2 separate regions of the Homo sapiens genome follow, and region 2 is linked to region 1. Evidence: read pairs that join two places in POLR2A ChIA-PET (ENCODE). Cell type or tissue: endothelial cell of umbilical vein. All regions are shown on one strand. Links, peaks and the distances in the headings refer to the core of each region. The heading gives the core; the rest is flanking DNA.

Region 1 (4,396 bases), core at 397-4,396:
ACAGTGGTATTTCCTATGTGGTGGGATATATTAGCCCATATTAGTTATCTCTTGCTGTGTAACAAATTATCCCAAAACAGAGCAGTTTGAAACAGTAAACATTTATCATCTCAGATGCTTTCTGCAAGTCAGGGAGTCTGGGTAGGTTCTGGCTTGGGGTCTCCCAGGAGGCTGCAGTCAAGCTGTCGGCCAGGGCTACTGTCATCCAAAGGCTGACCTGAGAATCTGCTTCCAGGCCCACTCATGTAGCTGTTGGCAGGAGGTTCAGAAGAAGCCCACCACGTGGGCCTCTCTCAAGGCTGCTCAGAACATGCCAGCTGGTTTTGGAGAGAGTGCCGTGGGAGGGGGGCTGGAGGGAGAGAGACAGCGAGAGAGAAACTGCACAGTTTTATCTCAGAAGTGGGATGCCATCACCTCTCTGCAATCTACCAGTCACACAGACCAACCCTGCTACAGTGGAGGAGGGGCTACACAAAAATGTGAATACCAGGCGGGAGGATTATTGGGGGACATCTTGTTGAATGGTGACAACATAGGATTTTTTTATTTTCCTTCTTTTCCTAAATTTTTTTACCATGAACATATTATCTAACAAATTATACGGAAAGCTGCCAGCTGCTGGCAAGGGCGCTTCCTTCGCCCTGTTGCTGGTTTTTAGCCTTGCCTTACGGACCTCCTGGTTTCTTTTCCAATCCTATGTGCTCCACTGCCCTGCCACAGCCTAGCCAAGGATTGCTTCCACAGCCCAGTTCTCTGCCGCCATCTAGTGGCATCATCCAAAACTGCTGGCCCCAACAGGGGCCCACTACTCACCTTTTGGGTCAGGAGGCTTCACCTGCCTGCAGGAATGTAAAGCCCAGGCTCTCATGTTGGAGGCCCCAGAGATCTGCCACGTTCAGCCCCAAATAGAGCTGTGAAACCCCAGAAGGGATGGGATGGCTATCAGAACTTGGAAGCTTGGCCGGGCGTCGTGGCTCACGCCTGTAATCCCAGCACTTTGGGAGGCCGAGGCGGGCGGATCACAAGGTCAGGAGATGGAGACCATCCTGGCTAACACGGTGAAACCCCATCTCTACTAAAAATACAAAAAAATTAGCCGGGCATGGTGGCGGGCGCCTGTAATCCCAGCTACTAGGGAGGCTGAGGCAGGAGAATGGCGTGAACCTGGGAGGCGGAGCTTGCAGTGAGCCAAGATCGTGCCACTGCACTCCAGCCTGGGTGACAGAGCGAGACTCTGTCTCCAAAAAAAAAAAAAAAAAAAAAAAAAGAATTTTGTAACTTGACTAGTAAATTTAAAACTATACTGTAGCTTCACTTTTTTGAGGCAAGGAGGGAAAAGTGCTAAGTTTTAAACTAGTTACTCTTAAGTACTCCATATTCATTGGGAGAAGTTAGAAACTATAAACAGGTGAATATAAAAATAAAATCCACTCCTAATCCCACTATTATATTATTCTAGAGTTGTGTTTCTTTTCTTCTATGCACTTATTTAATTCTTATTGGGATTGTTCTCTGTTTATAGTTCTATGAATTTGTTTTCTCACTTAAGCTTTACATTTTATAAAACCACAGGTGATCATTCGGTTTTTCTTTCCCACAATATCTCAATTCCTAGGCTATACCTGGGTAAGGTAGTTTTTATCAAACTAAGTGCTAGGAGCAGAGAATGCTGTGCTATTTTGCAGGGTAGCCTAGTTTGGTTTGTTTTTTTTTTAAGTATGCAGATAACAGGTCAGCAATACAGTGTCTCCCTGCCTCCTCTAAACCAACACTGTGGGCAGAAAAGTTCTGGGACAACTTTGGCCTGAATCAAAACAGGAAGATGATGGATACTTTATCCGCAGCCCAAGCGCTGTCCCTAAGCAGAAAGCCCAGGAGAGCTAACTATATCATAACACACCCCCAACCAACTGGGTATCCATCCACCTGCAGGCTCATACCTCCAACCTTCTGGGAACACACACAATCTTAAGACACACAGCCACTTCCTCCAAGCCTCCTCTTCACTAAATTGCCCTGAATATGTGTTACAGGCTGAACTGGGTCCCTTCCAAAACTCATATGGTCAAGTCCTAACCCCCACTAAAACAGAATTTGACTACATTTGGAGTGTCTTTGAAGAGGTAATTAAGGTAAAATTAGGTCAATAGGGTGGGCCCTGATCCAGTATGACTCGTGTCCTTATAAGATTAGCCGGGAGCGGTGGCTCACGCCTGTAATCCCAGCACTTTGGGAGGACAAGGCGGGTGGATCACGAGGTCAGGAGTTCGACACCAGCCTGACCAACATGGTGAAACCCTGTCTCTATTAAAAATACAAAAAAATTAGCTGGGTGTGGTGGCAGGCACCTGTAGTCCCAACTACTCGGGAGGTTGAGGCAGGAGAATCGCTTGAGCCCGAGAAGCAGAGGTTGCAGTGAGCCAAGATCATGCCACTGCACTCCAGCCTGGGCGACAGAACAAGGCTCCATCTCAAAAAAAAAAAAAAAAGAAGGAGATTAGGACACAGACAAGCAGAGGGAAGACCATGTGGAGGCATGGGGAGAAGACAGCCATCTGCAAGCTACGAAGAGAGGCGCCTGAAGGCTGGGGCAGGAGAACTGCTTGAACCCAGGAGGCAGAGGTTGCAGTGAGCTGAGATCACGCCTCTGCACTCCACTCTGAGCAACAGAGTGAGACTCTGTCTCAAAAAAAGAAAAAAAAAAAAGGCCTCACAGGAAACCAACCCTGCCCACATCTGGATTTCAGCCACCAAAATTGTAGGAAGTAAATCTCTGCTGTTTAAACCACCAGTTGGTGGTACTTGTTACAACAGCCCTAGAAAACTAAAACAATCCGGAAATCCCAAAGAGAAATGTGTTTTTGTTAAGGATGCCCAAGTAAAATGCAGGCCAGTAAACTGCTTGGCACATTGTAAGAAGGAAAAAAGAAGAAAGAAAGAAGCAAAGGCATAATGCATTGACATTTTTTTATATTTGGTATTTGTAAGTCTTTAAAAAAATGTTTTCAGGCCATTTTTTCCTTAAAAAAAAAAAAAGCAACCAACAGCAATACTCTGTACAAGTATAACAAACATTAGAAATATGCATCATTCCAAAATAGTTACAGGAAAATTACAGTTTAGAGTCCACATCAACACATCCTATTTGTATGTGCCCCCAAGGGAGAAAAAGCTACAGTATGTTAAACACACAGCTGCTACACAGTAGTCTGAAAACCCAGGACTTAAAACTTTTGAGGCAAATCAACAACAGTCACCAAGACTTGTTTAGCTCAATAAGTACAATCAAGCATTTCAAAAGAGAACCAGGCTTTTTCATCCCAGATGAAAAACACACGTGATGGGCTGCATAGCTGACCCCCGCCCCTCGATCCCCAACCCCCGGGAGCCTCTGACTCAACAGAGCACAAATCCAGTGGAGTCAATTAGGCGGAAGTCTGGCTGGAGGTCACAGTATGGCTGCAGTGGGCAGACACCAAATGTCATTTCCTGCTGGTGCTGATCATCACTAGATCCAACTTTGGAGGCAAAAAGTCGTTGTTCCTGGGAGATGCTATCAATGGCCCAAATCCCCCAAACCAGCTGGCCACCAGTCTTTGGCCCTTTCATTGACACCCAAACCCATACCAGCTGCTTTTCTGTATGCAATTGTCAAAGACTGAACAGGGGTGCTCACACCATCCCCCCGATTCCACTGGACTCTTCCAATTTGAGCTCATTGTTCCTGGGAGGGGTTGAAGCTCAGAGGCACCCTCCTCTTGCCTCTGACCAACCCCCAGCCTGTGTGTCCTTTATATTTACACATTAATCTTCCCTTTTCAAGCACTGTGCTATAAATACCCTTACCACCCCCACTGGCCCTGTCCCCAGCCCTTTTCAGGATGCAGAGAAGCATCGTGACCTTCGTGTGACCTGCCCATTTGGAATCCCAGACCGCTCCCCCGCAAGAGTTCCTCCCATGATTGCTGGGGCCGCTTGCCCATTTCCCAAGCCCACACCAGGCGGAAGGGAAGAGGGTTCCTGTGTTTTTCATTTTTATACAATATGTTTACAGTTATGTTGCTTTAATCTTTTAAAGTATTTAACCTTTTAAAGGATTTTTTAGCAACAAGTCCCTTCCTCTGACTTCTCTGTGGCAGTGATGTGGGCAGAGCAGGGCTTAGGAGCTCCCTGGGATTTGCCACCCATCACAATGGTTTCGGACATATTGGAGGGGAGAGGGCCACAGCCCACAGAACTGCTGCCTGAACAGGGACCTATGAATGAAGTACCGACCGCTCCGAGATCTGTATGAGTTGGAGGCAGGCCAGTGTGAAGGTGTGGGAGGAATCCGCCCACACCCAGCTTCATACAGCACCCTGAGGACAATGTGGCTTCCCTGATTCACACCTACTGA
Region 2 (4,396 bases), core at 295-4,294, 1.2 Mb before region 1:
ATATTTGAATGAAAAATATATTCAATATTAAAAAGAAAGATTCTGGAAGAATATGCAAGTGGAATTTTTATTAACTTGGATTGAACATGTGCATTTATCTCAGGTCCCTTAGGCAAACAGAATACTAAAATAACAATTTAGAGATATAAAAATAGATGCCACAACGGCAAAAATAACATGTGGAGTGATAAGAACAATAAAGAGATGTCAACACATTTTTGAAAAGTGACAAGTGGATGAGGTAGCCGTTTAGGAACGAACTAAACAAAACATATGAAGCCAAAGTCTCATTGCCTTCAAACAGAGATTACCTTGAGAAGTAAGCCCATCTTTTGATCACAACACTGGAAAAACCCAGGTCTCAGTGTAATAGGAGGAAGTTAGAGTTCGGGCTCATCATTAAAAAAAAAAAATTTGTTTGTGTCTGTATATGGGCTAATTTTATCCCCAGATTCACTTTGCTCTGATCACCAGCCATGTAACTACTACTCCACAAACCCAAAGACAAGGACAGGTGAAACACAAAGGCTCTATGTATAGAAATAACTGGTCGTGGAAGGCAGGGCTGAGATGCCAGTCATTTGCTCAATAAATATTTCATGAAAGCACTCTAAGTGCCATCTCAAAATAACACTTCCTAAGTGGAGTTGCACAAATTTCCATCAGAACCTCCTCTCCAACCCCATCCTTCCCTATCTCAGTTAATGAAATTCCAGTTGCTCGGATCAAAAACTCTGGGGTCAGCCTTGACTTCACTTCCTTTCACATTACATATACAATCCATGGAATACATTTTGTTAACTCTAACTTTAAAATATATTCAGAATATGACCACTTCTCACCACTTCCACTATCACCACCCTGGTCAAAATCATCATCATACCTCAACTGGATGACTGCAACAGCTCCTAACTGGACCCCCTGTTTCTGCACTTGCTTCCCCTCATCTACTCTTAACACAGCAGCCAGAGTGATCCTGTTGAAAAGTAAGCCATATCATGTCATTTCTCCATTCACACTCTCCCACAACTCCTTTATCAATCAAAGTAAAAGCCAAAGGCCTAAATGTTCTGGATATATGAGCCTGAATTACAGAGTTAAAATCTGGGCTAGGAATATAAACTTGGGACATGAAGCATATGGATGCATCAATAAGATGAGAGAGACTACCAGAGAAATGTGTACAGCTAGAGAGGAAGAGAGGTTGAAGAAATGAACACTGGTATGTTGTAATACTTAGAGCTTGTGGGGATGATAAGGAACAACAAAAATAGACTGAGTAAAAATAGCCAGAAAATGTGGAGAAAAACAGATAAGTGGAAAAAAATGTTTCAGTAAAGTGAATGATCAGCTGTATTAAGAGCTGCTCACTGGTCAAACCCAATGAAGAGTGAGAAGTGAACAATAACATGGTCACTGCTGAACCTGGACATTTTTAGTAGTGTGCTGTGGGCAAAAGATGGTTGATTTAAGAGAATGAGAGGAAAGGAACTGGATTGCTGAGAGAGGGAGCAGTAGCTAGAAGGGATGTGAGTCAGGAAAGAAACTTTCATTGATCATTTCCTTTTGGTACTTAGGTAAAAAGAGGTACCCAAAAATAAGGATTGAATAAATTAAGCTCAGTATTCAATAGATTTACTCTAAATACACTAACCGTCTAAAGTTCATACTTATCATGCAGACTTTCATTAGACACTAAGGGAATATTTTTGTTTCCCTTGGAAAGAAGCCAAACTAGAGCAGTTAGATGATGTTTACATCTCAAGAAACTCAGATGTCCTATTAACTTTTCATGAACATTAATCATCTTCTCAGGAAATTTTCACCACTTTGCTTCATCTATGGTTAAGATAACATTGTCACCATGCTAACCTATCATGTATCCCAGCTGATTTTTGACAAGCAATAAAATTACGAAAACATAAAGCAAAACAATTTTTAAGACTTAAATAGTTGAGAGCAAGACCAGAGATCAAAACTGCTGCAGACGTCCTGGTTTCATTTAAACCCACTAAATTAAATAAACAATAGCAATAAAATGTTGCCAGTCTTTGTGAGATCCATAGCCATTCTTGCCTGGTTTTCATTGAAAACTGGAAAAACTATTCCTGGAAAAACTCTTCCCATAGTGACTGGTTAAAAGATTAAAAACACAAAGTAGAAAAATGATGGCTAGTGCAGGCATGCTATGTAAAAGTACAGACAATAACTAACAGCTAGACATGCCTCTGACTTACGGAAAAATATGTGAAATCAGGTTATTCAAGCTGAAAAACAATGAATCACACAACTTAGAATACAGATGTCAGGAAAACATGTTTGTGTCAGGCCTCTGAGCCCAAGCCTGCACGTTAATGTCAGGCCTCTGAGCCCAAGCTTGCACGTATACATCCAGATGGCCTGAAGTAACTGAAGAGTCACAAAAGAAGAGCAAATAGCCAGTTCCTGCCTTTGATGACATTACCTTGTGAAATTCCTTCTCCTGGCTCAAAAGCTCCCCCACTGAGCACCTTGTGACCCCCATCCCTGCCTGCCAGAGAACAACCCCCTTTGACTGTAATTTTCCATTACCTACCCAAATCCTATAAAATGGACCCAAACCTATCTCCCTTCCTTGACTCTCTTTTCAGACTCAGCCCATCTGCACCCAGGTGATTAAAAAGCTTTATTGCTTAGCTTAAGCAAAGCCTGTTTGGTGGTCTCTTCACGCTGACGTGAGTGAAACTTGGTGCTGTGATTCGGATCGGGGGACCTCCCTTGGGAGATCAATCCCCTGTCCTCCTGCTCTTTGCTCCATGAGAAAGATTCATCTACAACCTCTGGTCCTCAGACCAACAAGCCCAAGGAACATCACCAATTTTAAATCGGGTAAGCAGGCTCTTTTTACTGTTCTCCAGCCTCTCTCACTATCCCTCAACCTCTTTCTCCTTTCAATCTTGGTGCCACCCTTGAATCTCTCCCTTCGCTTAATTTCAGTTCCTTTCCTTTTCTGGTAGAGACAGAAGAGATGCATTTTATCTGTGAACCCAAAACTCTGGCACCAGTCATGGACTCGGGAAGACAGTTTTCCTTTGGTGTTTAATCACTGTGGGGACACCTGCCTGATTATTCACCCACGTTTCAGAGGTGTCTGATCACCACAGGGATGCCTGCCTTGATCCTTCACCTTAGTGGCAAGTACCACTTTCCTGGGGGGGGGGGCATGTACCCCCACCCCTTCTCTCCGTGTCCCTACCCTTTCTTTTCTCTGGGCTTGCCTTCTTCACTATAGGCAACCTTCCACCCATCATTCCTCCTTCTTCTCCCTTGGCCTGTGTTCCAAGAACTTAAAGCCTCTTCAACTCACAACTGACCTAAAACCTAAATGCCTTATTTTCTTCTGCAATGCCACTTGACCCCAATACAAACTCGACAATAGCTCCAAATAGCCAGAAAACACTTTCAATTTCTCCATTGTACAAGATCTAGATAATTCTTGTCGTAAAATGGGCAAATGGTCTGAGGTGCCTGACATCCAGGCATTCTTTTACACATTGGTCCCTCCCTAGTCTCTGTTCCCAATGTGACTCGTCCCAAATCCTTCCTTCCCTCCCACCTGTCCCCTCAGTCCCAACCCCAAGCGTCGCTGAGTCTTTTCACTCTTCCTTTTCTACTGACCCATCTGACCTCTCCCCTCCTCCCAAGACTGCTCCTCCTCAGGTCACTCCCTGCCAGGCTGAATCAGGCTCCAATTCTTCCTCAGACTCCACTCCCCCACCCTATAATTCTTCTATCATTTCCCCTCCTCACACCCAGTCCAGCTTACAGTTTCGTTCCGTGACTAGCCCTCCCCCACCTGCCCAATAATTTCCTCTTAAAGAGGTGACTGTAGCTAAAGGCATAGTCAAGGTTAATGCTCCTTTTTCTTTATCCAACCTCTCCCAAATCAGTTAGCGTTTAGGCTCTTTTTCATCAAATATAAAAACCCAGCCCAGTTCATGGCCCATTTGGCCACAATGCTTAGACCCTTTACTGCCCTAGTCCCAGAGGGGCCTGAAGGCCATCTTATTCTCAATATGCATTTTATCACCCAGTCAGCTCCTGACTTAAAAAAAAGCTTCAAAAATTAGAATTGGGCCCTCAAACCCCACAATAGGAATTAATCAACCTCGCCTTCAAGATGTACAATAACAGAGGAGTTGCAATTACTTGCCTTTGCTGTAAGAGAAACCCCAGCCACATCTGCAGCACACAAGAACTTCAAAACGTCTAAGCCACAGTGGTCTGGCATTCCTTAAGGACCTCCTCCCTCAGGATCTTGCTTCAAGTGCCGGAAATTTGGCCACTGGGCCAAGGAATGCCTGCAGCCCAGGATTCCTCCTAAGCCATGTCCCATCTGTGCAGGACCCCATTGGAA

Evidence for each region. ChIA-PET counts read pairs that join two places held together with the same protein. Peaks named below come from ENCODE experiments on the same cell type or tissue, not always from the same donor. Only the 100,000 strongest peaks of a DNase experiment are listed, where the experiment ranks them.
Region 2: POLR2A ChIA-PET joins it to region 1 with 5 read pairs; 1 of 35 experiments calls an interaction of 5 or more read pairs at or near these places.

Annotation. Positions count from the first base shown.
Region 1 is chr11:48,169,397-48,173,792 of GRCh38, reverse strand. It overlaps PTPRJ (protein tyrosine phosphatase receptor type J), which reads right to left. Exons shown (of 25, transcript NM_002843.4): 25 at 2,954-4,396. Among named protein-coding and RNA genes, the nearest start is that of OR4B1, 45 kb to the left of the region's middle. In endothelial cell of umbilical vein, for the core only: a CTCF peak has its summit at 780 (motif pointing left); a DNase peak (open chromatin) is centred at 752; H3K27ac peaks cover 350 bases.
Region 2 is chr11:49,324,801-49,329,196 of GRCh38, reverse strand. It overlaps the pseudogene NOX4P1. Among named protein-coding and RNA genes, the nearest start is that of FOLH1, 120 kb to the right of the region's middle. In endothelial cell of umbilical vein, for the core only: no CTCF peak of the experiment used is centred there; DNase peaks (open chromatin) are centred at 1,636 and 2,306; H3K27ac peaks cover 1,749 bases.